2 separate regions of the Homo sapiens genome follow, and region 1 is linked to region 2. The links are chromatin loops, found by intact Hi-C in ENCODE. Cell type or tissue: Panc1. All regions are shown on one strand. Links, peaks and the distances in the headings refer to the core of each region. The heading gives the core; the rest is flanking DNA.

Region 1 (11,963 bases), core at 7,906-10,405, 120 kb before region 2:
GAGATTTGCTCTGCAGTTTGACCATCACTGCTGAAACTCCACTCCTCAAATGTAAATATTTGCTGAAGGTTAATCTTGCTTTGATAGTACAAAAGCAAACTTTCTACATTTCAAAGTTGGCAGGTGCTTTTCACAGTGGTGCCCTGAAAAATCTGCATAATGCCAGTTTCTTTTAAAGCTAGTATCCTTCATAGATCTGATACTGGTGAACTTGAGCCTTTTTCTGAAGAGTGACTACTTAAGCACACAATTGATGAATTATGAGTATCCACACATGACTCAATAGTCTGTATTTCTGCTATTGTTAAGGCAGCAACAATCTTTATTATTTATTTATTAACACCCACTGAATACACTCAACTTGGGTTAGCCAGCCCAAAGACCCATGAATAAAACCCCAGGGCGTAGAACTGAAAGTTGATCAAGAGCAGGTGCTGCTTCCATGAATCTGGCGAAGAATTTTGAGATATAGTGGCCTAGTTTTTGTTGCCCCAAAGCTGACCCTAATGCAAGAACTTGGGATGTAGGTAGTTTTTTAAGGAAGTGATCCTAGGAAGCATAAATCAGGAAGTGGGGGAAGTGGAGAGGGAAGGGAGAAATGTTAATTTAAAAATGTGTTAATGAGTAAGTTTCTGCTGCAGGAAACTGGGGTCCATCTCACTAGGGATGCTGTAAGGACGCTGAAGGAAGAAGCTCCAAAATTGTCCCACCACAGGATAGAGAAGCTAGAGTATTTATCCACATATTCCTATCTTCATTGTTTGAAATATGTCCCTGAGAATTAGGGGCATCTGTCCCTTTCTCCCACCCCTTTGTGGGCTGAGCAAACTCTTGTGAGCTGAAGAAAGTCCTAGACAAAGACACAAAGAGACATCAGCCATTGAGATAGAGCTGCAGGTAAACTCAGAGGTTGGACAAGGGGATATGTCTGGAGCATAAACACCACATGCTGCATGGAAGGTTTAGGATCTTTGATGTGACAGATTTTCAATGCAAGGTGTCAATGAATGTGTAGTGGCATGGTTAAAGCAATGGGTTTATAAACTCTGAAGGAGTCCTTCACCATTTTTTTCTCAGAATGAAAATTGATGAAGTGCACAATTGGCTAGTCAACTCAGTTGTTTGGTATCCAGTAGACCATTGGTTTTCAAAGCATGGTCTCCAGTCCTGCAACATCAACATCACTTAAAATTAGTTAGGAATGAAATGAATAGGGGCCCACCACAGCCCTATTGACTCAGAAACTCCGGAGTGGTACTCAAAAATCTGTGCCAAGCCCTCCAAGAAATCTTGATACACACTGAAGTTTGAGAATGATTGATATTAGACAAAACACTGTACTGTGAGACGTAACTTTATCCCAACCACAGGGTAGTTAACTGTGTATAAAGAGAACTGTTTGGTTTCTGGTCTTAGTTGGATGTGAATATGGACCAATTAGTTGACATTTAGAAATTGTTTCCAATCTGTAAAATGAGAAGTTTGGATTAGTGTACTGCTGTTTCAAAGTTTTTTAAAGAAGTGGAATACCTACCTTCTTCCAAAGAAATTTTACTTGAAACATCAACCCTTATATACTAAAATGTCGGTATACAAGACATATAAAAACAGAGCTCCAGCATCATTAATCATCAGAGAAATGCAAATCAAAACTACAATGAGATACCATAGTACACCAGTCAGAATGGCAATTATTAAAAAATAACAGATGCTGGGGAGGCTGTGGAGAAAAGGAAACACTTATACACTGTTAGTGGGAATGCAAACCAGTTCAGCCACTGTGGAAAGCAGTTGAGAGGTTTCTCAAAGAACTTAAAACAGAACTACCATTTGACCCAGCAATCCCACTACTGGGTGTATACCCAAAGAAAAGTGATTCATTCTATCAAAAAGACATGTGAACTTGTATGCTCATTTCAACAGTACTCACAATAGCAAAGACATGGAATCAACCTACGTGCCCATCGACAGTGGATTGGATAAAGCAAATGTGGTACATATACACCATGGAATACTACACAGCCATAAAAAAGAACAAAATCATGTCCTTTGCAGCAACATGGATGGACCTGGAGACCATTATCCTAAGAACTGCATGCTATCACTTATAAGTGGGAGCTAAATATTGAATACACATAAACATAAAGATGGGAACAATAGACACTCAGGACTACCAGATGAGGGAGGGAGCAGGGCATGGGCTTAAAAACCACCTATTTGGTACTATGCTTACTAACTGGTGACCCAATCATTTGTACCTCAAACTTCAGCATCACATAATATACCCCCATAACAAACCTGCACATTTACCCCTTAATCTATAATAAAAGTTGAAACTATAAAACAAACAAACAAACAAAAAAAAAAAAACAGAGCTCTTTTTTGGGTATGGTGGCCCAGTATCCTGTCTTCTTACCTTCCCTAAGGTGGCTTCCCAAGCACCACTGTGGATCTTCAGGGTTTCAAGAAGTATAGTTTGAGAGCTACTGCACAGAAGACCAGGGTCCTACTGCAATATGATCTGAGACAGCAGGCAGACTTAACCACTATTTACTTGATGATGACATTAACATAGACCTGGGATCATAAACCTTGGGTTCAAGGCCTTGGCTGTACCCCTACTAGCAGGACAACCATGGACAAATCATGTAGTCTCCGTGGCCTTAGCATCCTCATTTATTAAATGGCATTGACTCTGATTCTTGTCAAACCTGTCTTAGAGGGCTGTTGAGAGGATCAAATGAAATCATGCATGTGATTATAGTTTATAAATTGCTAAGTCTTGTTTAGTTGAAAGGGATTATTGTGGGAGAAATTATCCTTCCAGGTAGTTTTCCTTTGTAACTGGTGCCAAAGATAGGTAGAGATAGACAGAGAATGTAAATAGTTAAATGGTCTGTAGTTTCTGCCTTATCTTAGAGGGATGCAAATATAATTTTCCTTTTTAATTAAAAACCTGTTTACTATGATGAGTCACTTAAGCAGAGACTTGAGTTAACCGGTTGAATCATTCTACAAAGCTTGTAAAAGTAATGTTTGAGTAATACTATCTAAAGAGATCATTTTTCTTAACCATTTACTGCCTACATACTAATAATTCAAACATATTTTGGAATATGTTGACCTTAGTGTTTGCAGCTGCTTGCATATGCAGAAAAAATTTAGTATAACATTAATTCATATTTATTTAGTTCATTTTTCTGCCAGATAAGTCTTCTGGGAGTGACTCATTCATCCACCACAGAGATGCCTGAGAAATACCAAACAGCATGTTTTATGGCTGTATTTTGCCATCAGGGAAGTTATAAATAATTCCTTGTGGAACTTTTAGAAGACAATCTAGTAGGAATGCCAAACGTAGTCACTACAGTTAGCTAGTAGTGAGGTTGAAGACCTATTTATTTCCAAACCCTCAGGATGGCAGAGGGTTAAGATAAAGTCTGAAAACTGTCATCCTAAGAAACAGATATTTGCCAGTAACTCTCAATGGCCACATTGAGGTTGCCTAGCAACTTTTTGTGAGTGTGTTTCACTTTGCATTTGCTAAACACATTCTTATCACTACCTAGATCTTCAACCTAACACTGTTGTACTCCAGTCAAAACTCTCTGAGTGGGAATCAACACAGACTTGACAAGGATTTTCTTATGACTACCCCATATCTGGGTGGAGGGGCTGTCAACATTTCTGAACCTTGGAGCTAGCTAGGAGACATGGAACAAGCTTCCTGTAAGTGTGCTCATTCACTCATTCAAAAAAGAGACAGATACCCAGAACTTACTATTTATAAGGCACTGTGCTGGCCACAGTGGACAAAACAGGCCTTTGCTAGGATCCATAGAATATGGAGGAGTTGGCAGGCAGGAATTAGGGGTGGGGAGACAAAGAAGCATGGAGGGGAGCAGAGAGTGCTTCCAGCAGAGAGAACAGCCCCTGGAAAGGCCCAGAAAAGAATGAATGGCATATTGTGAAGACTGAAGAGAGACCACAATAGATAAAGTACAGGGAGCCATAGGGGTAGTGAGGTGAGCTGGTGCCAGATGCTGGAGGACCTTGTCATCATGGGATCCCTTTTCCTCATTTCTTTAAAGCTAGGACCGGTGCAGAGCAGTGCTTCCCAACTGCTCCATGGAATCCAGTGGGGTCCACCTAGGGGCCTCAGAGGGCCTTGGGGAATAGAGGTGGGAAGGGAATGGCTCTGGGATCCAACTTCTGCCTCAGTAACAACAGCATTGCTAATATCCATTTCAAATGTTGGGGATCTGAGTAAGATCACATTGGAAGACAGGGCTCCATGGATTAAAAAAATGATTGAAAGCCACCAGGTCCCCTCTGACTCTGACATCCTTGGATAATAGTATTCCATGCTGATCTCCCTGAGACTATGCTTTCTGGGTTACTGGGTCCTTCGGCTTATTATCTCCTAAGGAGGAGCCCATTCCTGACTGAAAACACTCAGGGTTATGGTGTGAGCAAAGGTCCTGGGACTTGCTAGCCTGTTTTTCACAGAACTTTCAGAAATGGTCCCTGAAATTTCACTTTCCCACTTTCACTGTTCATCTCTTCATGTCAGCAGGAGAGAAGACCTTTCGGCAGGATTCATACCTGCCTTCACGAGGAGTGAATATGTTGTGATGCTGAGTCCCTGCCGACTGTGAACTAGAGCTTTATAGCACATCCACCTCCAGGCTGAAGGGAGTTAAACGAGCATGGGTAGCAACTTCTCCTAAAGTGAGAGCTCTCTCTCTGACATACCGTTAGAGGCTCAGCAAGTATCAGCAGAATTGTTTGCTTTCTGTTTCTCCCCAGCCCCTTGTCCTCCAGACGCTGGCTCCCTAGACCAGCACAGCCTGTTTTAGCTTCTCTCTCACCTGACTCCCCTGGACTTGATTTCTTGCCTCCTTGACCTCTGGACATTGCCTCAAGACCAGGCTCCTGGTCTGAAATTCAACCTTTGCTCACATACACATGGAATCTGCAGACTGTCTCTGCACAGATGGATTGAGGGCCTGGCTCCTCTGATGCAGAGCAGCCTGGCCATCTGCCCAAACCCTCACAGACAGTGGTCCTAATTTAGGGAATCAGTTTGGACACTACTTGACAGCTCTGCCTTCCCCAGCCACTCCCAGCTGCAGCCACTAGATGTCTTCCAGCAGGAGACAGGCCTCCTCAGTCCTCCTGTGCATCCTGACATAAGCAGTGCTTTTCAATGTTTAATGTCAAAAGAATCACCTGGGGATCTGGCCAAAATTATAGGTCTGGGGTGGGGCCAGACAGCCTGCATTTCTAAGACGTTCCCAGGGAATATCAATGTTCATGAACTCCACTTTGAGTAATAAGAAAGAGAATGTGAATAGACTAGCAGCCTCAGCCTCACCTGAGAATGGGATCTGGAATTAGTTTCTTAAGAGTTTTTCACTTATTAGTACACATTTATTAAACACTCTTTCTCTCCGTGGCAGTTGCTATGCTGCTAAGACCCATTCTTTGCTTTCCAAGGAGCTTACAATCTAACAAAATAATATTTCCGTTGCTTAATTCTCACAAGATCCCTATGAAATCATGATTAGTGCCATTTTATACATAAGGAAACAGTCTTAGAGAAGTTAAGAGATTTGTGAAAGATTACACTAACGGGAAATGACAGCCTGGATTCCAGTTAAAACATTGCTCTGGCTCTGGGCCTTCATGCTTTCTAGGATATCTCATGCACCTTTTTCTTGATATTTTTGTGCTGCCCAAATCCATACAGTTGTGTTTCTGCCTCAGTTTCCTTGCCTAACACTTTAGTTGTGGATTAGGCTGAGCTATGCTCCAACCCTCTTCCCCAAATCTTGCTAGAGATCAGGGACCCAGCTCTTTCCAGTCTTTCCTCACCTACCCATCCCCTGTGGGGTCTTCCTATAGATAGTCCAGTTGCTTGGAAACACAAACCGTTGCTCCATGTTGCAAAATAGCTTCTAGGAACTAGCCAGGAAAATGTTCTCTTCCCTCTATAACTCAACCTCATGGTCCTTTTTTTTTTTTTTTTTGAGACGGAGTCTCGCTCTGTCGCCCAGGCTGGAGTGCAGTGGCGGGATCTCGGCTCACTGCAAGCTCCGCCTCCCGGGTTCACGCCATTCTCCTGCCTCAGCCTCCCAAGTAGCTGGGACTACAGGCGCCCGCCACTACGCCCGGCTAATTTTTTGTATTTTTAGTAGAGACGGGGTTTCACCGTTTTAGCCGGGATGGTCTCGATCTCCTGACCTCGTGATCCGCCCGCCTCGGCCTCCCAACTCATGGTCCTTTAGAGCTGCACACTCAGCATCAGGCACTTCAAAACATAAGTAAGCTATGTATTAGGCGTAGTGAACAAAGAAGGAAGTGACACTGATTTATGCAGCATTCATTCTCCAGCCTCTTAACCCAGGGCAATGCACTAATGATCCAGACATCCTTTTCCTAGGGATGGACGTAGCAGCTAGTGGAGCTCCTGAAGTGGCTTGTCCCAAACCCTATCTCAGCTGTGCTAGTCTCTCTGCCAGCGCTCTAGGGAGAGCAGAAAGGGTGGGATAGATTCTGGAGGAGTCGTCTTCGCAGGATAAATGTTACACAGGCCATAGCAGCTCTCCTCTGTGGTCATGGCTTTGACTTCTCCTAGTGCCCGCACTTTCTTTTCCCCTGCCCTGCTAAGCAGGACCTGCTTCTCAAGCAAGCAAGGAGCTTACTTTCTATTGGCTCCCTTACTCATTTAGTTTTCCTGGAGGACAGGGAAAAGGAGAAATCTTTGCTATGGCCTCAACTATTTTATTTTAGAATGGCAGAATTTAGAAATAGGAATTGAGAAATGTATAATTGCCAGTTCTCACTGACCATTGCAATATTTTCTGTTACTCAATACAAACCATTCTACCCCAAGACACTCAGTGTGACTTTTAGTGGGAAATCTTCAGTGAAATTCTATAAACCATACCCAGGCTGATCCTTTCTTTCACATTCTAATCCTCAAGGAAGATGATCATAAAGCTGATCTTAGGTAAATCTTCTGTGGATGGTATGTCATTTTGAATGATGCCTCCTGCTTGTATAAATGTTCCTTCCCTCCTCACACACACCCAACAGTCAGTAATACCCATCCTGCACAAACCCAAGTTTGCCGTGGACCTTCAGACCCTGTAGTTTAATGTCAGCTGGATGCTCTGATCCTAACCTCTCCAATCTTCTTCCCCACCTCTGTCTGTATTGCTGAGGCCCCAGCATATACTACTCAGCAGCCTGCTGGAGGAGTTATATTATTAGACTGTTTTAACCACATCATAGTTAAAACAGTGCTCTGTAAGTCACTGAGACTCCATTTGCACTCACCCGCACTCAGACAAAATGTAAACATGTTCATGGGTGGCAGTGTGGTGGCCTGTGGTTTCCTTTAATTCAAAGTTAAAGTCCCATTCAGGGTTTCCCATGGTTTCTTTGCAAGTCCCAGAATTGTTACTTGTTTACTCTGAACATGAAGGTGGCTGATGGAAGTTCAACCTGACTAACCACAGCATCCTGTAGTCAGCACATAGATGACTGGAGCTTACGTAGAGTTTACATGCATCTTGAAAACTTTTGAGTGTTATTTGAGCTAGTGCCTTAAGAAGTAACCCGGAGTAAAATCTTAAAGCTTTGCATCAATATTTTCTTTTTGGTATTCCACTCAAGTATAAAAGGTCTTGTGGTCCAACTCTATAATTTTTGACTGTATAATTTTGGCAATTTCCAGGCATTTTTCTATGGAAAATTCCTTTCAACCCAGTAACGGATACTTAGTAGTATTGATAGAATTGACCACAAGTGTTTTAAAAATAGGAAACTTAAAGAAACAAAAAGGGAAATAAATTAGTACATTTTAGATGTTTTAAAAGTGGATTAAAGTACTAATATAAAGCATAATGGGTAAACTATATCTTTACCTTCTTTCAAGTCCACATGCTATTTCTTGCCTTAGAAATTTGTAAATGATCTTAATGTAGAAAGTATCTGACTGAAGACTGTGCAAGCTGGCAGCTGCTAGACTACTAAAATCTTGAATTTTACTGTTGGTGAATGTCAGCCGGCAACATGTACTTGATATTCTATTTAAGGCTATTGGCACACTAGAAGATAATCTAGGACTCAGCACATTTCCCAAACACTCATCAATTATTTATTCATTCTACAAATATATCCAGTGCCTACTATGTGTCAGAAACTGCTTTGGATTTTAAGCCTTAAAATGATGAAAAAGACAATGTTTCTGCCTGCATGGAACTTATATTCTAGTGGAGGCTCAAATGTTTGTTAGTTGAGTAAGTGAATAAATGAAGGAGGGTGGCAAGAGGGAGGAGGCTGGGACTAGGCTGGATTGTGGTGAAAGCAACCAATGTTCCATGATAATGCCTGAGGGCTTAGTCACAGCCACAAGGTTAGGTCCAAGTGTTTAAGCCAGCATGGCGACCTTACCATTCTCTTCACACTCAGAGGCCTACAAGGAGGCCCTGTCTCCATATTCAAGTGCTTGCTTGGGAAGTCATTGCTTTTTGCACCTCCATCCTCCCTTTTGCATGCACTTGTTCCTTAATGTTGGCGTTAGTTACGGTCCTACTCCCTGTCAGCTTGTCCGTCCTCTCTGCCAGGCTCTTTGGATTGATACTTCTTTGGCCTGACTGTGGATTCCTCTTCTTGCCTTTGTCCCTAAATACTTTCCTTGGGATTCCTTCTTGTCTTTATCTACTACTTCCCCTAGCTAATGGCCAGATCTATCCCAATCTGAGCACAGCTATAGTTTCTGATTTGAAGCCTTAGATACTCCCTGACCTAATGGGAAATGAGATGTCAGGGAGTGGAACTTAGCAGCAGCAGTTTCCAGACAGTGATGGCTCTCAGATCCAGGCAGGCAGCAAGGCTGAGTTTGCAGGGGTTCATCTAATTTGGAATAGGACCACAACTAGGAGGAGGAGTTTGACAGGAGAAGGTCAATGGCTCAGGGATTCAAGACAGGTTCTCTGCCCTGGCAGAATAAGTAAAGTGTAGAGCAAATAGTAAGATCCAGTCTTATAGATGCTTGAGCATGGCCAAGGTTGGGGCAAGGCTGTACCTTGCTGCAAGGGGTGGGCTCCAAGCTCATTTTTTGTTAGCAGTAGCCATTCCAGACCCCATGACTAGGAGTCCGAGATCATTGATCTGGTAGTCTGCTTACACCTGAGACTCACAGAGAAAACTGGCTGCAAGAACAGACTTTGAGAGGAGACAGACTAGGGTGCGAATCCCTTCACCTCTCTGATCCTTAGTATCCTCACTTGTAAAATGGGAGTGGTAACACCTGCCTTACAGGGATGTGGTAAGGATTCAATGAATTTGGTATAACTATTAGATCTCTTTGAAATGGAAAGCAGATAAATGAGTCTTTGAGCACCTAGGGCTCTCTATGAGGCCCAACTAAGGGTGGAAATGGCCAGGGCCCCAGTGCTGGTGTGGCTGGCTCTGCTGCCACTGGCAGGGTCTAGCACAGTCATTCAGGTAGAGCTATTCAAGAGCAACAACACCCAGTGGTTGTGCTCTCCCACTGGATTCTGGGGAGTGGTTGGATGTTGGCTCATTCATCTCTGCCACATGCTCATGTGTATATAGTCATCTTATGTTTGTCTTGGCTCTGCTGTGAGCACATTACCTCTCTGGGTACTGAATCTACTTCCTTTAATCTCAAAAAACATTGACCAAAAACTGAAAATGGACATATATATAGCTCCTGTCCCTGAGTCCGTTCCACATACTTAAGCTTCTTTCATTCTTCTGCTCAGAAATCTTCAGTTGCTTGTTATATTTAACTGTACCATTGCTGGACTTTCCAGGCCTTTTATAATCTGATTTTAACATGTCTGGCCATTCTGCTCCCTTTGCTTCCTAACACTCGCCTTCTTTGTCCCACTGGAACCTGTGTCTCTCAATCACGGCTTGCTTCTCCCAGCTCTGGTGCCTTCACCTCCAGTTGTCCCTGTTATTCCTCTTTTAAAAATCCTACTCTTTCTTTAACGTGGCTCAAGTCTCACCTTTCCCTTTTTTGACTCCTGGAGTCCTTATTGGTCTACATGTCTCTGAACTCCTGTGATACTTAATATTTTAGAATCTATAAGATGCTCTAAACTGAAGATAAACCATTACTTTATGTACCATTAGAAAAACACTTCTAATTAAACTGGCAATTGTAGAATGCAGAACACATCCTTATTTCAGAAATGTTAAGCTATAAAAAAAGATGTGCATCTTAGAATCAATGAAATATGGTAACTAGTATGGATATTATTCATAATTAATAGGTGTTATCACTGTTTCAGAGTTGCCTGTTTATTTCACTGACTCACCCACTAGAAAGTACACTTCATGAGGACAGACTTCATGCCTGGCTCATTCACTGTTGTATCCCCCAGCATGCAGCACCCTGCCTGGCACTCAATAAATGATTGGATAAATGGATTTCTAAAGTGATTGAAAAGTTCCTTGAAGGCAGGGATTATGCACTGAACTCTTATATGTCTCCTACAGTATACTTACTTTAAAAATTGAGATATAACATGCATTTAGTAAAGTGCCCAAATCTTAAGTGTGCAGCCTAAAGTCTTTTTACGTATGTATACATCTCTCAAATGAAGATGTAGAACGTTTTCTTGTGGTATGTTTCCCAGTGCTGAGGAATAGGAGATACACATCAGTATTTATCAATACTTACTGATTGATTAAATAGGCTTTAGCAACCCCTGTATACCTCAGATGCAACTATTTTTCCTAGTTTAATGGCTCTTAAACTCTCGTACATGCCAGAATCACCTGGAAGGCTTACAGAAGTGCAGACTGCTTGGCCTCACCCCCAGAGTTAGAATGTCTGTGGTAGAGCCTGATAATCTGCTTTTCTAACATGTTCCCAGGTGATGCTGATGCTGCTTCTATGGGGTGGAAAATAGATTCTTTTTCTGGGTATTAAATGTCTTCCAAATCAGGTGCTCACTCTAGGCAGGGGTTCTTTATCTTTATTTTGCCATGGGCAGTCTGGGAAGTTTGGTAAAACCCATGTGCTCCTTCTCAGAATAATGTTTCTAAATGAAATAAAATAAAATACCCAGGATTACATAGAAAATCAATTATATTTAAATCGTTGTTCAAATTATTTTAAAGTTATTTTTAAAAATTTAGTATTTACAATATCTGCAACAAGTCAACTGTAGTGTTAAATAAAAATGTGAGATTTCTATTGGTGATAAAGTTGCATCTACTGATAATACTACTGTGGGTTGTTGCTTACATTTATAATGGAAGGAAATGCTAAATTTCAAATAGGCATTGATGAAAATAAAGAACCTAGGTTAGGAATCCTTGCCATGCTGCAATCTAAAATGAAATGATCTGCGCTTTGTATTTGGTGAAGTTCTCAAAAATTCAATTCAGTGCAGTGTCCCTCATGCAGAGACAGTGATGCTGGACATTGAGAGAGAGGAATAAGATACTGTCTCTTCCCTTATTCATGAAACTTCCATTTTGGAGAGTGAACACCAAAATATAAACAATAATTAAAGTGGAGTGTTACATATGCAGAAATACAAGAATGCACAAAGCATGTAAGTAGAAGATGGAATGATTTATGTTAGAGCATGAGAGAGAGGGATGAGATCTCAGTTAACTAGAATCCAGTTGAATGGAAGTTGTGGCAGCAGACTGTTACATTGGTGGTCCCTGATGAAACATGCTTCCAGATATTCAGGCCCTCCCACATTGATACTGAACTTGGCTACAAAACCTGCTTTGGCCAAATGAACATTAGCAAGCATGACATAAACACTTGCACATTGAGGCTTGACTCTTGCAATGCTTGGGATCCAGCAGCCATGTGAAAAGCTTAGGCTAAATTACTGAATGAGAGGCCATGTGGGCAGAGGCCTAGGAGAAGGAGAGACCATCTTGGGGCTTCCACC
Region 2 (16,663 bases), core at 6,840-9,339:
ATACTGGTTGACATGAAAGAATATGAGAGGTAATTCCTTGCCTTTTAGAAGGCATCTGAGCAGCATTTTAAAAGGAAATATCCTTAAGTGTAGTTACTCAGATTTGATTTAAGGGAATCTAACTAATTTGACTTTACATAGAACTTCTTGCATAAGGTGAAGTTGTATGTGCATGTAGTATGTATGTAAAAATATATGTAAATATATCCACATACACTTATCTGAGTATCAGATGTGCATACACATACATATATTCACCCAAGTATGCTGAAGAAATGATAAAACTGTGCTTAAATTCTTGCTAGCCTTGTGTTTCTGAAACCTTTTTTAAAAACCTATTTAAATTGAGTTTCTGCTGATAAAAATCTAACATCTGCCTTTGGGAAGGTTTTAAACTCCCTTCATCAATCATCCATTTTCTACCCTTCCTGACCTCTAAAAGCGCATGGCTCAGTAAGCATTTTTCTAGATTCAGTGGATGGGTAACATGGTAAAATTCCTTTTTAGTGCCTTGGAAATTCGATACAGCAGTGTGTCACTATGATTAGAGTGTCTGGGTTTTCTCACATCTTCTTTCTTTTGGATTTTAAATATTAAGCATGCCAGAAAATGGATGCCTTTGAATGCCACCTAGCATAAAATCACCCTGCTTTGAAATGAGCCAGCATCTAAATAACATTGCATTTCACTTTTCATCTATGTCTTATAGGGAAAATTATTTAAAAACATTAGTCGGCTGGGCGCGGTGGCTCATGCCTGTAATTCCAGCACTTTGGGAGGCCGAGGTGGGCAGATTACTTGAGGTCAGGAGTTTGAGACCAGCCTGGCTAACCTGGTGAAACCCCATCTCTACTAAAAATATAAAAATTAGCTGGGCATGGTGGCGTGCGCCTGTAATCCCAGCTGCTTGGGAAGCTGAGTCAGGAGAATCGCCTGAACCTGGGAGGTGGAGGTTGCAGTGAGCCGAGATCAAGCCACTGCACTCCATCCTGGGCAACAGAGTGAGACTCTGTCTCAAAAACAAAATGAAACAAAAAACTCTAGTCATGTATATCATGTCAGGTTGTCTTTATAGATATGTCTTTATGCTATATTGAATTAACTGCTTTTATAAGCAAGCTAAAGAAATAATGCCAGCAGGGATTATATCCATGATCCTTGTGCTAGGTTTAAGAATGAGATAGAGACAAACACTATGTATTTCTGATGCTTTCAGGTGAGTGGCAGTGTGATGAGTGTTTATAGTGGAGACTTTGGCAATCTGGAAGTTAAAGGAAATATTCAGTTTGCAATTGAATATGTGGAGTCACTGAAGGAGTTGCATGTTTTTGTGGCCCAGTGTAAGGACTTAGCAGCAGCGGATGTAAAAAAACAGCGTTCAGACCCGTAAGTACATTTTAGAGTCACCTACCTTCTCTTAGTTCTCCAACTGTCAATCTTACAGGAATTGGAAGGAAATAAAGTAATCAAGAGGAGGGAGGGTATGTGTTAAGAGGAATGTTTGAAAAGTTGGGGGGAAATGCTGTTTTATTCTATAAATTCATATGTCAAACATTAAATTATAAAAATCACAGAGAAAGGCCGGGCACGGTGGCTCACGCCTGTAATCCCAGCACTTTGGGAGGCCGAGGCGGGCGGATCACAAGGTCAGGAGATCGAGACCATCCTGGCTAACATGGTGAAACCCCATCTCTACTAAAAATACAAAAAATTAGCTGGGCGTGGTGGCGGGCGCCTGTAGTCCCAGCTACTCGGGAGGCTGAGGCAGGAGAATGGCGAGGAGGCGGAGCTTGCAGTGAGCTGAGATCGGGCCACTGCACTCCAGCCTGGGCGACAGAGTGAGACTCCATCTCAAAAAAAAAAAAAAAAAAAAAAAAAATCACAGAGAAGCACAAAATGTTTCAACTTGGAAAGAACCTTTGGGGTCATCTTGTTCAGTTCCTTCATTTTACAGATAAGAACGCAAGGACCAGAGAAGACAAGTAACCCATATATGTGAATTCAGATAGAAGCAAAATGAGGAATGAGGACCTGAACCCATCTCTTTCCACCACACTCTCAAACTTTTTACAAAATTAGGGATACATGGGACACACTTCATAAAGCTCAGTGGTATAAAAATAGTTAAGACTCTAGAATGAGAGAATTTTCATATTTAAATTATATCTTACAGAACTTTAGGGGAAATTACTAAAATTATTGTTTTAAATCACAGGTTTAATTGCACTTCAGTTTTTTTTCTTTTTTTGCAAACGCTGAATGGTATTCCCTACTTATCCCTATACAGAAGTCTGATTCTTAATTATTTTGCTGAGACAAGTGCAATCCTTTTTTCTTTTATTCTTATTATAAAAACAACTGAGCTCAACATCCTTTATTTTTTTAACATTGAAGATAACTTGACTAGGTATTTACTAAGATTAATTTATTTCAAAAGACGGTAACAAAAACTTAAAAATACTGCAAGCACCAAAGCGTTTTCTCAGAGGGGAACAAACTAGGGGAACAAACAGATTTAAGCTCTATGCTGAAAGTGTGTTTTCTTTTTTTCTTTTTTTTTTTTGAGGTGGAGTTTCACTGTTGTTGCCCAGGCTGGCACGATCTCAGCTCACAGCAACCTTCGCCTCCCGGGTTCAAGCGATTCTCCTGCCTCAGCCTCCTGACTAGCTGGAATTACAGGCATGCATCACCACACCCAGCTAACTTTGTAGCTCTGTGTGTGTGTGTGTGTGTGTGTGTGGTTTTTTTTTTTTTTTTTTTGAGACCAGCCTGGCTCATGGGGTTTTTCCATGTTGGTCAGGCTGGTCTTGAACTCCCGACCTCAGGTGATCTGCTCACCTTGGCCTCCCAGAGTGCTGGGATTACAGGTGTGAGCCACCGTGCCTGGCCTGGAAGTGTGTTTTCTGCCCCTTTCCACCCCTGCATATTAGTTAAGGCCAAAGGAAAAAAGGAATGCAGGAAATGCCCGTTAAAAATCTTCAAAACAATATAAAATGATCAATTCCACTAAAACCCTTTACACATTTAAGTATAAAGGTATTGGTAGGAAAATTTGTTATTCACTGCTTTTCTCAGTGTCATGAAATAATTATTTCTGCTGTCAGTTTTCAATGTATTTAAAAAACTAGAGGTGGAAACATAACTTTTATTTTCTTTGACTTTGTCTGTTCAATTCTCCTTTTCAGATATGTAAAGGCCTATTTGCTACCAGACAAAGGCAAAATGGGCAAGAAGAAAACACTCGTAGTGAAGAAAACCTTGAATCCTGTGTATAACGAAATACTGCGGGTATCTATGAACTCTCTCTATAGGAAAATCCTAGATGGTGACCTGTTTACCATGTCTTCTTTGGGTAGTAGCTCTACAGGATAAAGTCAGTCACCAAGAGAGGAGAAGGAAGGGAATACAAATGTTCTGAGACTGTTTTGTTTGAGACAAAACAACCTGAATGTTGTATACGTTATTTCATTCACTCCCCATATATAAACTGCCAGGCTGGTATTGGTATCTGCATCTCACAGATGAGGCAAATGAAACTTGGAGAAATGAAGTAACTTATTTAAAAACACACAGCTTGGCTGGGTGAGGTGGTTCACGCCTGTAATCCCAGCAACTTTGGGAGGCCGAGGTGGGTGGATCCCTTGAGGTCAGGAGTTCAAGACCAGTCTGGCCAACATGGTGAAACCCTGTCTGTACTAAAAATACAAAAATGAGCCAGCATGGTGGCAGGCACCTGTAATCCCAGCTACTTGGGAAGCTGAGGCAGGAGAATGACTTGAACCAGGGAGGCGGAGGTTGCAGTGAGCCAAGATCACACCACTGCACTCCAGCATGGGTGACGAGTGAAACTCTGTCTCAAAAAACAAAACAACAAAACAAAACAAAAAACAAAAAAAACCCACAGCTGATAAAGTTGAGCATTGCAACCAGAATGATCTTATAAAAGCACAATTCTGATTATGCTATTTTTCTGCTTTCTATAACCCTTAGGGTCAAAGCCATCTTTCTTAACATGCACACCAGTCCCTTCACAACCTGAACTCCAGCCTCAACTTTCCTCTCTCATAGTCTTTGTTCCAGTCACCCTGAATTCTTTTCATTATTTTAAGGAAGTACATTTTCTCACAATTCTGTGAATTTCTGTTCCTTCAGGCTGGAATATTCTTCCACACATTATTTCCCTAACTGCCTCCTGTACTGTCTTAAATACCTCCTCTTATGAGGGGCTGTGCTTAACCCCTAAGTTCTCCTGCTGTCTGCTGCCTCAGTAATCTTGCTTTATAGCAGGATATGTTAACAGCAGTTTAACTAGTGGTTTTATTGTCTTCCTTGCCACTAAATTGTAAGTTCCATGAGGGTAGGGACCAACTTGGTGTTGTTTGTAAACTGTGTGTCTTTGGGCACCTCAGATCTGCCAAGTCGGGTTAATGCTAGTTTTCAGATTTGCAAAAGGAAGATAATAATAGTACTTACCTACCTACCTTAGCAGTGGAGAACAGTAAATTAGTTAATTTGTGTGAAAGATCAACACACATTAAGCATTTAATAAATCTTGATCCTTAATCTGGGATAGGTATTCAAAATATGTTTACTGGAAAGATAAATGGACAGATGAATAGAAAGTATACTTGGCTCATATTCTTTTTCTTCCCAAAACTACATCATGCTGCCTTAGTCATGACTAACAGATCATTTAAAACTAAAAATAAGTGTTGTTCATTCCCTCTTTCTGAAAACTCTGTCCAAGTATTTGATCATCCTCTGGAAAAATAAGCAGTTAAATCAACACTCAGTCATCCATGGTCTGAATTAACCACCTGTAGAATTTTTGTACCAAGTTTTTAATTACAGTTTGACTATGATATACCCTAGTACCCTGGCTATTTCTGGGTCAGCTACTTCAACCCTATACTCAGGAAAAGCCAGATAATTTAAATGTTAAGCTCAGAGAAAGGCAGACTTACTACAACCACAGTGGACATTCAAGTAGTACATCATGAAGCCAAATGGAAATTATTTTTAGATTAGAAGTACTATTGTCCTTTCCATGATTATATGTAATTAAAGATTGACTACATTTGAGATGAAAAACTGTTAGGATGCCAGACCTTTTCTACTTGGCCATATGCAGCAGGAAAAGACAAGTTTATTTATTTATTTATTTTAAATACCTCATCTGTGTGGGATGTTGATAGTGGGGGAGGTGTGTGTATGTGGCAGCATACATGGCATATGGGAACTCTGTTCTTTCTGCTCAGTTTTGCTGTAAACCGAAAACTGCTCTAAAAAGACTATTTTAAAAAAGACCTTGTTCTTAAGTAGAAAACAGAGAATTCGGTTACATTTGATTTGTATTTTAGACTCAATTTTGTATTACATCTAGTCTAAAAATATTCAGCGAAAATTGAAAAACTGGCTTTTATTGTTAGAGAGCTATTACCAACTATGATATCTGAGCCTTGGTTTGCTTTTCCAGAGTGGGGAAGCAAATCAGCTTTTATGAAAGATGGATTTTAGCTCTTTGAAACAAGATGCTTAGAATAAGATGACTTTGCAATATTTTTGGGACTCGAAACCTAACAGATAAGAAAATTTGCTATATACAGATGAATTTCTCTTCATCTCTGTGTTATAACTTTGGCATCAAGTAATGTTTTTCATCATTTAATTTTCTTCTTTGAACTTCAGTATAAAATTGAAAAACAAATCTTAAAGACACAGAAATTGAACCTGTCCATTTGGCATCGGGATACATTTAAGCGCAATAGTTTCCTAGGGGAGGTGGAACTTGATTTGGAAACATGGGACTGGGATAACAAACAGAATAAACAATTGAGATGGTACCCTCTGAAGCGGAAGGTGAGTCCGGAATTTTTTGTTTGTTTATTTGGTTGGTTGATGTGGTACCTAGTGTATAGGAAAAAGCTTAATTGCATTTAATTCAGAGTACAGATCTGTAGTTTGGGAGAATTTTAAACTAGAGGAAAAAAAAGAAAGGTAAAAAAGGTTATTGGGAACATGTTTAAATCATTTAACACAAATGTTTCAGAGACTTCAGGAAGGTCTTTTAAATAATTCAGTCCTTTGAAATTTGATACTGACTTTTAGCCTAATATTTGGCTGAATTTTGATAAATGTTCCATGTGTTACTTGAGACCAAAGTGTATTCAATGATTAAAGGATGTAATGTTCTATATTTATCAATTAAGTCAAAACTAGTTCCTGAAATCTTTTATATCCTCATGGGTTTTATGTCTGTGTGTACTGTGAATTACTAGGAGAGTTACAATTGTGAATTTGTCTTTTTCTCCTTTTAGTTTTATTATTTTTGATTCACTATATTTGAGATTGTCTTATTACATATACATACAACTGTAATTGTTATATTTTCTTGATGAATTAACCATTTTATCATTTTGAAATTCCCTTTTTATCTCTAGTAATGCTTATTGCCTTAAAATCTACTTTGCCTGTATTTATATAGCTCTATTAGCTTCCTTTTGATTAGAAGTTTGTTTCTATCTTTTGATTTTCAGCCTTTTAAAATTCTTATAGTTCAGATATATTTTTATAAGCAATAGTTTTGATGTTTTTCCAGTCTTAAAATATTTGTCTCTTAATTGGATTATCTAGTCCATTTGCACTTAATATAAATATTGATGTATTTGGGTCCAAATCTAGTATCTTACTATTTGTCCTGTTTTCTTATTTTCGTAATTGCCTCCTTTGGGATTATTATTCCATTTTTTCTCTCTCTTAATATGTCAGTCATAGTTTATTTTCATTTTTCTTTATTAGTTCCTGTAGAGATTATAATATGCACCCTTGAATTCAAACTGTAATATAAATTAGAACTTTTGCCACTTTCAGAACAGTGGAAGGAACCAAGAACATTTTAACTCCATTTACCCATTCTCTCATCCTTTGTGCTATTTTTGGTCATGTTTTAATTGTATATATTTTTAAGTCCCATAAGACATTACCGTTATTGTTTTATACGGTCTATTAATTTAGATTTAACCACATATTTGCCTTTCCCTTGCTCTTTATCCTTTCCTGGATTTATCCGTGGAGTTGTTTCTTCTGTTCAAGACTCTCCTTTAGTTTTACTCTTAGTGAATATCTCCTGGCAACAGATTATTTCAGATTTTCTTGGTATCATAACATCTTTTTCAATCTTGGAGGGATATTTTTGCTCTGTTGCTAGGTTGACAATTATTTCTTTCAGTGTTTTGAAGATGTCATTTCATAGTATTTGGTCATTTCTGTTGTGAAGTCAGCTGTTAGTCTTATTTTTGCTCCTTTGAAGGTTATGTGTTCTTTTCCAGATTTTAGGATACTTTTCTTTGTCTTTGATTTTTAGCAATTGTACTATAATGAGCCTAGGTGTAGTTTTCTTTAATTTATCCTGAGGTTTGGGGTTCAGTGAGCTGCTTGAATCTATCTATGTTTTGGTATCTTTCATCACTTTGAAAATTTCTCAGCAACTATTTCTTCAAATATTACTTTTGCCCCACTATTTTCTCCTCTCCTTCTGGAAACTCCAATTACAAGTATGTTATACCTTTTTATTCTGTCCAACATGTCTCTTATGGTCTTTTCTGTATACTTTTTTTCTTATATTTCAGTCCATGTTTTGCTAACCTTTTCACAATTCAACAATTTTATCTGCTATGTCTATTCTGTTGTTAAAACCATCTACAATTTAAGCCAATCTATAATATAAAGCTTATATTTTCGAAAGCATATTTTCTTTTGACTATTTTGATTCCATTTCTCTCCTAAAATTCTCTATCTTAACATTGTCTTTAAAAATATAGCATGCAAAGTTATTTAATGTATGTACTTAAAAATTCCAGTATCTTAAACATTTGTGAGTCCTGCTTATCTATTTTTTAAAATCTTAGTTTGGACACTTAGTTCTTTGTCTTGGTATGCCCGTTCATTTTTTGATCATATGTGGGGTATTGCATATGAGAACGTTCTAGGAATAATTGGGGAGGATTTACTTTTGCTTCTGATACAGCAGGCACAGACCACCTTCATTTAATCTGGGAATAAACTGACTTTGAAGCACAAGCCCAGTTTTCATGTGATCTGGTCTAGTTTTTGTTTGCTTATATTCCTAGGCTAAGGCCCTTCAGAGGTTCCAACTGAAAGCCATGGGAAATAGTTCTCAAAATCAGCATGCATCTGATTCACCTGAAGGACTTATTAAATCACAGATTCTGGGGCTGGGTGCGGTGGCTCTCAGCTTTAATCCCAGCACTTTGGGAGGCTGAGGTGTGGATTGCTTGAGTCCAGGAGTTGGATGGAGACAAGCCTGAGGAACGTGGCAAAACCCTGCCTTTGCAAAGAAATTAACCAGGCTTGGTGGCATGCACCTATAGCCCCAGCTACTCAAGAGGCTGAAATGGGAGGATCACTTGAACCCAGGAGGTGGTGGTTGCAATGAACTGAGATCACGCCATTGCACTCCAGTGTGGGCAACAAAGCGAGACCCTGTCTCAAAAAAAAAAAAAAAATAGACCCACTAGATTCTGAGCCCTATTCCCAAGGTTTACGGGCCCAAGAATATACATTTTTAACAGGTTCCCTGTCAATGCAGCTGACCTAGAAACGGTACTTTGAAAACCACTGGTCTAGAGTGTTTTTCCAGTGCCATTCCTTCTTGACAGGCCGTGGGCTCCAAGTTTTGTCTCCCCAGCCTCATGAAACTGCTAAAAGTCCTGCTTACCTTTTCAGTCTCATTCTGTTAGGCTTTTTATGTGCTCAGTTTGGCACTACTTAAATGTCTCAAAGTGAAAAGCAGAGAAGAATGTCAGACTCTAAGATCTTGTTCATTTGAGTCCTGTCTGTGTTAATAATTCTTTAGCACTTTCAAACTGATATTTAAAATCCCACCTTTTAAATTGTTATTAGTTTAGGGGTTGATGTGATCCAAGCTAGTCCATCATAGTAGGAAGTGATAAATATAAATAACTAATACAAACCATAACTTAGTGTCTACACAACAGTGGAACTGTTTTAGTTCCACTAAAGAAATGGTTCTCAAATGTTATATCAAAATCACTTGAAGCACTTATTTCTAGCCCTACCCAAGACCTGAACTCCTCAGAAGATATCAAAAGCATCTCATTTTTAACTGGCTACCATTACGTTTCTGATACATACCCATATTTTGAAAATAAAGCTCTAAAGAGCCAGAATTTGAAAGTAAAAAACTATCTTATGCAGGTTTCTTATACAGGTTTAGCATCCCTAATTCAAAAATTTCAAATCCATAATGCTCCAAAATCTGAAACTTTTTGAGTGCCGATATGATGCCGTAAGTGGAAAATTCCACACCTGCTTCATGTGATGGGTTGCATAAAGTTATTAAAAATGTTATATAAAATTACCTTCAGGCTATGTGTAGAAGATGTATATGAAACATAAATGAATTTTGTGTTTAGACTTGGGTCCCATCCCTAAGATATCTCATTACGTATATGCAAATATTACGAATTTCAAAAAACAAATCCGAAATCTGAAACTTTTCTGATCCCAAGCATTTCAGATAAGGAATATTCAACGTGTACTTGAAAATAACAGATAGAAGTTTAAAAAATTATTGTTCAGTCTTTGTTATACTTACAGACTTCTATGCATTTGGCCTAAAATAATCAGATTAGTGCAGCTTTGAAAATGTAAGATATGGCCTTTCCCCCCTTACTTTCACACACTATCTCATACTCCTTCAAATAAAGGGAATACAAATAAATTGTTTTATATGCTGGCTGAATAGCTAACAAAATATTTGTGTTTTGATCAAAATTAAAGCATTCAAAGAAACCTCTCCCATCTCCAAGAAAGCCATTCTGGTTTCTTCACCATCTTTGAGACTAAAGGCCTTGAAATATTTTCTGGGTATCCTGCAAGATTTTTCAAGATATACAACCTAGTTTTCCCAGGTATTAAGGCAACAGTCTAGTTCTGATGCAGAGAGAAATTTTAATCCAGAGCACTCATGAGTGACACATGGTCCCAGAAATGGGACAGATATGGTTCTGTAATGAGACCTATACCAACAAACAGGATGAAAAGTTTGTCTCCCACCTGCTGACATTTCTTCACTTTTCAGACAGCACCAGTTGCCCTTGAAGCAGAAAACAGAGGTGAAATGAAACTAGCTCTCCAGTATGTCCCAGAGCCAGTCCCTGGTATGTAATGACTTTCTATTCAGATTTATGTCCTTTCCTTATCCCTCCCTTCTCACAGTATTTACTATGCGTTTTCAAAGGTGAGGCCCTAAAGAAACTTATCAAGTTAGTAACGTATAGACCAAATGAGTCTATTCACAGTTGTAAATAAGAAAATTCTTTTTTTGTTATTGTGGCAAAAAAAAAAAAAAAAGAAAACATAAAATCTACCATCTTCACCATTTTTAACTGTACAGCTTAGTAGTGCTAAGTATATTCACACTGTTGGGAAACAGATCTCCAGAACCTTTTCATCTTGCAAATCTGAACCTGTTTATCTATTAACCAACAATTTCCTTTTCCTCTACTACCAGCTTCTGGTAATCATCATTTTACTTTCTGTTTCTATAAGAAAGTTCTCATTTTTTTTTTTAGTTTAGTTTATAGTCATTAGGTTTCACCTCACTCTCCAAAAATTTGTATCTGCACAATGTGAATGGCCTGTATTCAGAATTTGTGTATTCCTGTGTTTGGAATTTGGACTTATTGATAGTGCTATAAGAATAGAACCTGAGTGTTCTTTTTCACAGGTGGGAATTAAGAGGACTCCAGAGAACTTAAAGCTCATTCACCCTCCACTCTCAGGGTCTCATTAAGAGATAAAGCTTTTCCCTCAAGATTATTAATTGCCTCCTTGTCAGGTCTTCAGCCCAGTTAAGGAGCAAGAGACTAGCAGGAAATGAATGCCAGCCAGCTCCTTGCTCCATTTCCCAAGCAAGTTCCCCAAGTTAGTCTCTTTAAGAATCTGTATGAATGTTATGGCTGAAATCAGAGGTTGTAAACTCAAATGCTTTCAGTAACCAGGCAGTGAAGCTAGTGAGATGGAAGAAATAATTGATGGTGAGGATAGTGACTGAACTAAAGAAAAGCATTCTGATGTAGTTTATACCGCCCCCCGCCCCCCAAAAAAGAAAGAATTAGAGGGCAAGTAAAGCATATTTTCAGGCTGGATTGCTGTCAGACTGCCACCTTTGAACTTCTGGATTTTCCTAAAAGGTAGATTCTTTTGCATATAATTTGTATCCTATCATTTAAAGTCAACATTCATAGAAATCCCATTTCCCTTTTTCCTTCTATCACTTGGTAGTAGAGGGCAGGGGTATTGTGTGTTGTGATGGGTGCCACCATGTCTGAATTTTTGTCCACGTAGTTTTTCTTCTTTGAAATGGCTTCCTCTTCTCCTCAACCTACCAAAGTCTTAGATGAAGCCCCATCTCCTCCATAAAGCTTTCCCTAACTATATTAGATCTCACTGATCATATCATCTTCTAGAACATTACAGTAATAACTTGGAGTTTCACTGTATATTACATTTTTATCATTTTATTTGAATTATTCTCTCCAACATAACTATAAACATTTCCCAAGGGCATAGATTATTTCATGTATTCTCTGTATATCTAATGATGTTCCTAGCATAGCATAGAGATGAGCTTATGATAGATCCTCACTAAGTACTGTTTGGTTGACTGATTGAGCTAACCCATTCAGAAAAATCTGGTGGCATTCCTCTGTTCGTATGAACCCAGCCTAGACAACAATTTCAGACTAAGCCAACTTCTTAGTAACTATCTGCCCATAATATTAACTATTACGTATGTACATACAGTATCCCTATAAAATGTTTAACCACTCTTGACTGGGGGTGGTGGCTCACGCCTGTAATCCCAACACTTTAGGAGGCTGAGGCTGGTGGATCCCTTGAGCTTAAGAGTTCAAGACAAGCCTGGGCAACATGACGAAACTCTGTCTCTACAAAAATTTAAAAATTAGCCAAGTGTGGTGGCACATGCCTGTAGTTGCAGCTCCTCTGGGAGGGCTGAGGTAGGAGGATCACTTGAGCCCAGGAGGTTGAGGCTGCAGTGAGCCATGATTGTGCCACTGAACTCCAACCTGGGTGACAGAGTGAGACCCTGTCTCAAAAAAAAAAGTATAACTACTCTTAAAAATGACTATACCTTAGCCAATACCTGTTTTGGTTACTTTATACCCAAATATGTTTTAAATGTCTTCCACTAGCACCAACTGATACTGGTATTAATGTTTGCAAGGTATATGCATTTCATTGAAATGTTTTGAATATAACTGTAAATGGATGATTCACATTCCTGGTGTTTGATTTTGTTGAATCAAGCAAAACCCCAAATGAATGATGTGCTAATGATGTAATACTTGGTACTTAAAGCCAATATGAATTATTTTTATAGAGCTATCGAGTTCAGTAAAACCAGATTATGAAGACTTAGTTAAGACTGTATAGATTTAATCAGTTCAGATGATATCATCAAATACTAGCTAGTATCTCCATGCCAGAACATTTTTAGGCTGACATCTTTGGACGCAGTATTGCCAAGGGAGAACTGGCAGTGAAAATTTTCTCTTCTTTTTCTATTGTAGGTAAAAAGCTTCCTACAACTGGAGAAGTGCACATCTGGGTGAAGGAATGCCTTGATCTACCACTGCTAAGGGGAAGTCATCTAAATTCTTTTGTTAAATGGTAATAGTATTGATGACTCTGTCTGCAACAGTTCTGTAGCCTGGTCTTTGCTGGTTAGTTTCGGTTCTCTATATCTGTAATACTGACTCATCATTCATAATTTAAATGAATTTACTTGGGATAATGGAGACATGAATTGGAGGAATCTATATCATGAACTCTCAAGGCTTCATTTGGCTTTAAAATCATAAAGTAAGAGGTCAAATGAAACTAGAGACCTCATACTCAATGTGTAATGTGTTCTAGGGAAAACATCTGTTGGTGAGGGCAATAATCAGTTCAAAAGAGTTTATTAAATTTCTAATGGTAAGATGTCACACCCCTTGACTCCTTTATGGAGCAGGGAGAATTCCTTCTCTCCTTTGTCCCACCTGTTTTGTGGCCTATTTGCAAACGGTCATTGTATGAGACTGCAGATATTTGGAAAATGATTTGCTAATCAACCCTTACTAAGAGCTTGAGACAGTTTGGGTTTTTAAGTGGCAAACTCTTCTCTCTGTTATACATATAAAGTGACTGGCATCTAGTAAATAATAACTAAACAGATATTAGTATGCTCTCCTAGTTTCTCTAATTTTATTTATATATAGTCTACCAGAAGACCAACTGTAGCTTTTTAAATATATGTGACATATATCTGGTACAGCGAGGTGTCTCACGCCTATAATTCCAGCACTTTGGGAGGCCAAGGCGGACGGATCACTGGAGCCCAGGAGTTCAAGACCAGCCTGGTCAACATAGCCAAACCCCTTCTCTATTAAATAAATAAATATATATGTGACATATATCTAAGTAGCATAGATGATATTATTTATGATTTTCCCTACACATTATCTTTATAGATGTCAGCTGGTAAGATTTTTTTGGCTCAAGTCAGCCTCATTCTAAGACCAAGTCAGTCAGTCACATTCTGAGACCATTCACAGACCTTCTTGCCTTGTGTTGCCACTTGTATTGTCTTATATTGCCACTTACAAGAGGCATGGTAGGTTAAAGTTCATTTAATTGTTATCATAAATGAAATGTAAGTGATTGTAAAAAAAAAATTACATAATTTATTTCCAAAGTCAAATCTAGCAATTTGGAGAGGTTTCTCTTCTTTTTCTATTCTGTATAACACAAATGTCTTAGGCTATCACAGCTAATCAGGATAGCCTGTGCTTGCAAATTTTAAAGGAATCCTCAAATGATTACTAGCATATTAAGCACTTACTAAATGCAGGCATGGAGCTAAGTGTTTTGCATATGTTATTTAATTCTAATTTTAGCCTTATGAAATCAGCATCACCATTCCCATTTTATAGATGAAGAAGCAAGTGTCCGTAAGGTTGAGTAACTTTCCCTAAAATGCATACCCAGGAGGTAGCAGAGTCAGGATTCAAACCAAGTATAGCTGACTCTAGGTCCAGAGTCTTTTCAGCATGATGTGTTCCTACCCCCTACCCCACTGTCTGCCAAACCACCACCACCACTATCTCTCCACATCTTTTCCTCCATTGTCAATCTTTAATAGCTGTGTTGTTATGTATTGAAAGCATGAATGTTCACTATCTTACTAAAATGCTCCCACAATCATGCCTCTTTTTGTAGTACCATCCTTCCAGATACAAGTAGGAAAAGTCGCCAGAAGACAAGAGCTGTAGGGAAAACCACCAACCCTATCTTCAACCACACTATGGTGTATGATGGGTTCAGGCCTGAAGATCTGATGGAAGCCTGTGTAGAGCTTACTGTCTGGGACCATTACAAATTAACCAACCAATTTTTGGGAGGTCTTCGTATTGGCTTTGGAACAGGTACTGTTTGCTACATTTTTAATTCTCCATGAGCCAAATTTTTCTAGAGATACTAGAGGTTTGTTTGTTGCTTTGCTTCTTCCCAGTGAAAACCGAGATATCCTGAAAACAGATATCTCTTAAGTATAGTGAAATAAATGAGTAAAGAAATGTCAGGTTGTATGCCAAGGGCTCCAGATATGAGGATTAACAGGGTGAAGTGTCTCTGCATATAGAGTTTAAGTTATTGTGGCAGTGGCAGGGACAGAAAAGCCTTCATCACTAGTCTGCCCTGCAAAAACATTTATGGTCCTTCAAGGCTAAATATATGCTTTGAGTAATAACAATAACATTTTTGGAGCACCAGTCACTGTATTAAATGCTTCATTTACATTATTTCATTGAATCCTCACAAGTCTATGAGGTAGTTACTAATGTTACCCCAAAGGAACTGATAGTCCAAGAAAGTAAGTAACATAGCTACAAAGTGGCAGAGCCAAGATTCAAAATTGAGTCTGTTAGACACTAAAGCCTTAGTCACACTAACCTAGAGATTATCTAGTGTCATCTCCAACCCAGTGCAGGAGTCCTCCCAACTCCCTTATTCCCTGATGAATTTTCATCTGGCCTTTACATTAACTTGAAGAAAAATCATTGCTCTAGGAATTATGGTAATGATTACAAACATGAAGTCACTCAGACAATTGAACAGTTCTTCCTTATGTTGAGTCTCACATCTGCCCTCCCAGTGAAGAAAGCTCCTCCTAGCTTCCACTGGTGGTTATAATTAGGGAATAACTTTCCCTCTTTCCCCTACCCCCAATGAGCTGTTTCTTTCTAAATGCAAAGCTTCCTTTTTTCAGGTAAAAGTTATGGGACTGAAGTGGACTGGATGGACTCTACTTCAGAGGAAGTTGCTCTCTGGGAGAAGATGGTAAACTCCCCCAATACTTGGATTGAAGCAACACTGCCTCTCAGAATGCTTTTGATTGCCAAGATTTCCAAATGAGCCCAAATTCCACTGGCTCCTCCACTGAAAACTACTAAACCGGTGGAATCTGATCTTGAAAATCTGAGTAGGTGGACAAATATCCTCACTTTCTATCTATTGCACCTAAGGAATACTACACAGCATGTAAAAGTCAATCTGCATGTGCTTCTTTGATTACAAGGCCCAAGGGATTTAAATATAACAAAATGTGTAATTTGTGACTCTAATATTAAATAAGATATTTGAACAAGCTAGGAAAATTGAATTTCTGCTGCTGCTTCAAAGAAAAAGCTGCCCCAGAGCATTAAACATGGGGTATTGTTAAGAAGCAAAATGTTCTTGTTTGCCATCATGTGTTTCACACCACAATTCTGTGCCACAGTTAAGAGGGTCTGGTACCCTTGCAGGACCTTTGTAGGTTGTGGGAAAAAGTCGCAGAAAGATACTCAAAGTGGAGCAGGGAATGGAGACAGACATCAGTGATGATAAAAAAAAAAATGGACCTTAAGAAACTATTTACTCTGTAATCTCTAATAAAATATGGAATTCCATATTAGGGCAATGAGACTGAAACTACTGGTGTTTTTCTGCCTTGAGAAAACAAACAGTTAAAACAAGCCTCAAATGTATTTTAGTGCCACCCACTGGCCATAGGTACAATTCAGTTGTTGGCTTGTTTTGACTTAATTCTAAAATAGGTCTCAAGCCTGTATTTTTATGAGTTTATTTTTTTAAAACCCTGCATATATATGATTGTTTTTCTTATAACTTTACTATATGAAAGCAGCATAAGAGTAGTCACAAACATGTTTTGCAACAAAGTTTTAATTAGAATGTAAGTTGCTCAGTTATACTGTTCTTCTTATGTATGTAAAATTTTCGTATTTTGTAAAAACCCTTAGAATAAATTATCATTTGATTTAAATTGTATTAGAAAATTAGCGTGACTTCTCATTTTAAATAAAATATTTTAGGAATTCTAAACATCTAAATTTCCTAACAAGGCTAATGAACTTCTTCTGGGCTAATGTTTCTGCAGTCTTCACTGCAATTCTGGGCATCATCTCCCCTAAGTGGGCAACTTTGGCTATGTTATTAAGAGTAGGATTTTTATTTTTATTTATTTTGTTTTAAAGGACATAGCAGATCTCAAGGATTT

The links. Peaks named below come from ENCODE experiments on the same cell type or tissue, not always from the same donor. Only the 100,000 strongest peaks of a DNase experiment are listed, where the experiment ranks them.
Region 1: a loop joins it to region 2, with 2.2 times the contacts of the local background. A loop is called at or near these places in 66 of 110 quality-filtered maps.

What each region holds. Positions count from the first base shown.
Region 1 is chr11:85,819,457-85,831,419 of GRCh38, reverse strand. It overlaps a transcript of SYTL2 not described here. Among named protein-coding and RNA genes, the nearest start is that of SYTL2, 14 kb to the right of the region's middle. In Panc1, for the core only: no CTCF peak of the experiment used is centred there; no DNase peak of the experiment used is centred there; H3K27ac peaks cover 2,500 bases.
Region 2 is chr11:85,694,054-85,710,716 of GRCh38, reverse strand. It overlaps SYTL2 (synaptotagmin like 2), which reads left to right. Exons shown (of 20, transcript NM_206927.4): 14 at 1,217-1,386; 15 at 3,186-3,288; 16 at 5,689-5,859; 17 at 10,124-10,202; 18 at 12,639-12,738; 19 at 14,329-14,534; 20 at 15,377-16,488. The coding sequence ends at 15,522. Among named protein-coding and RNA genes, the nearest start is that of CCDC89, 16 kb to the right of the region's middle. In Panc1, for the core only: no CTCF peak of the experiment used is centred there; no DNase peak of the experiment used is centred there.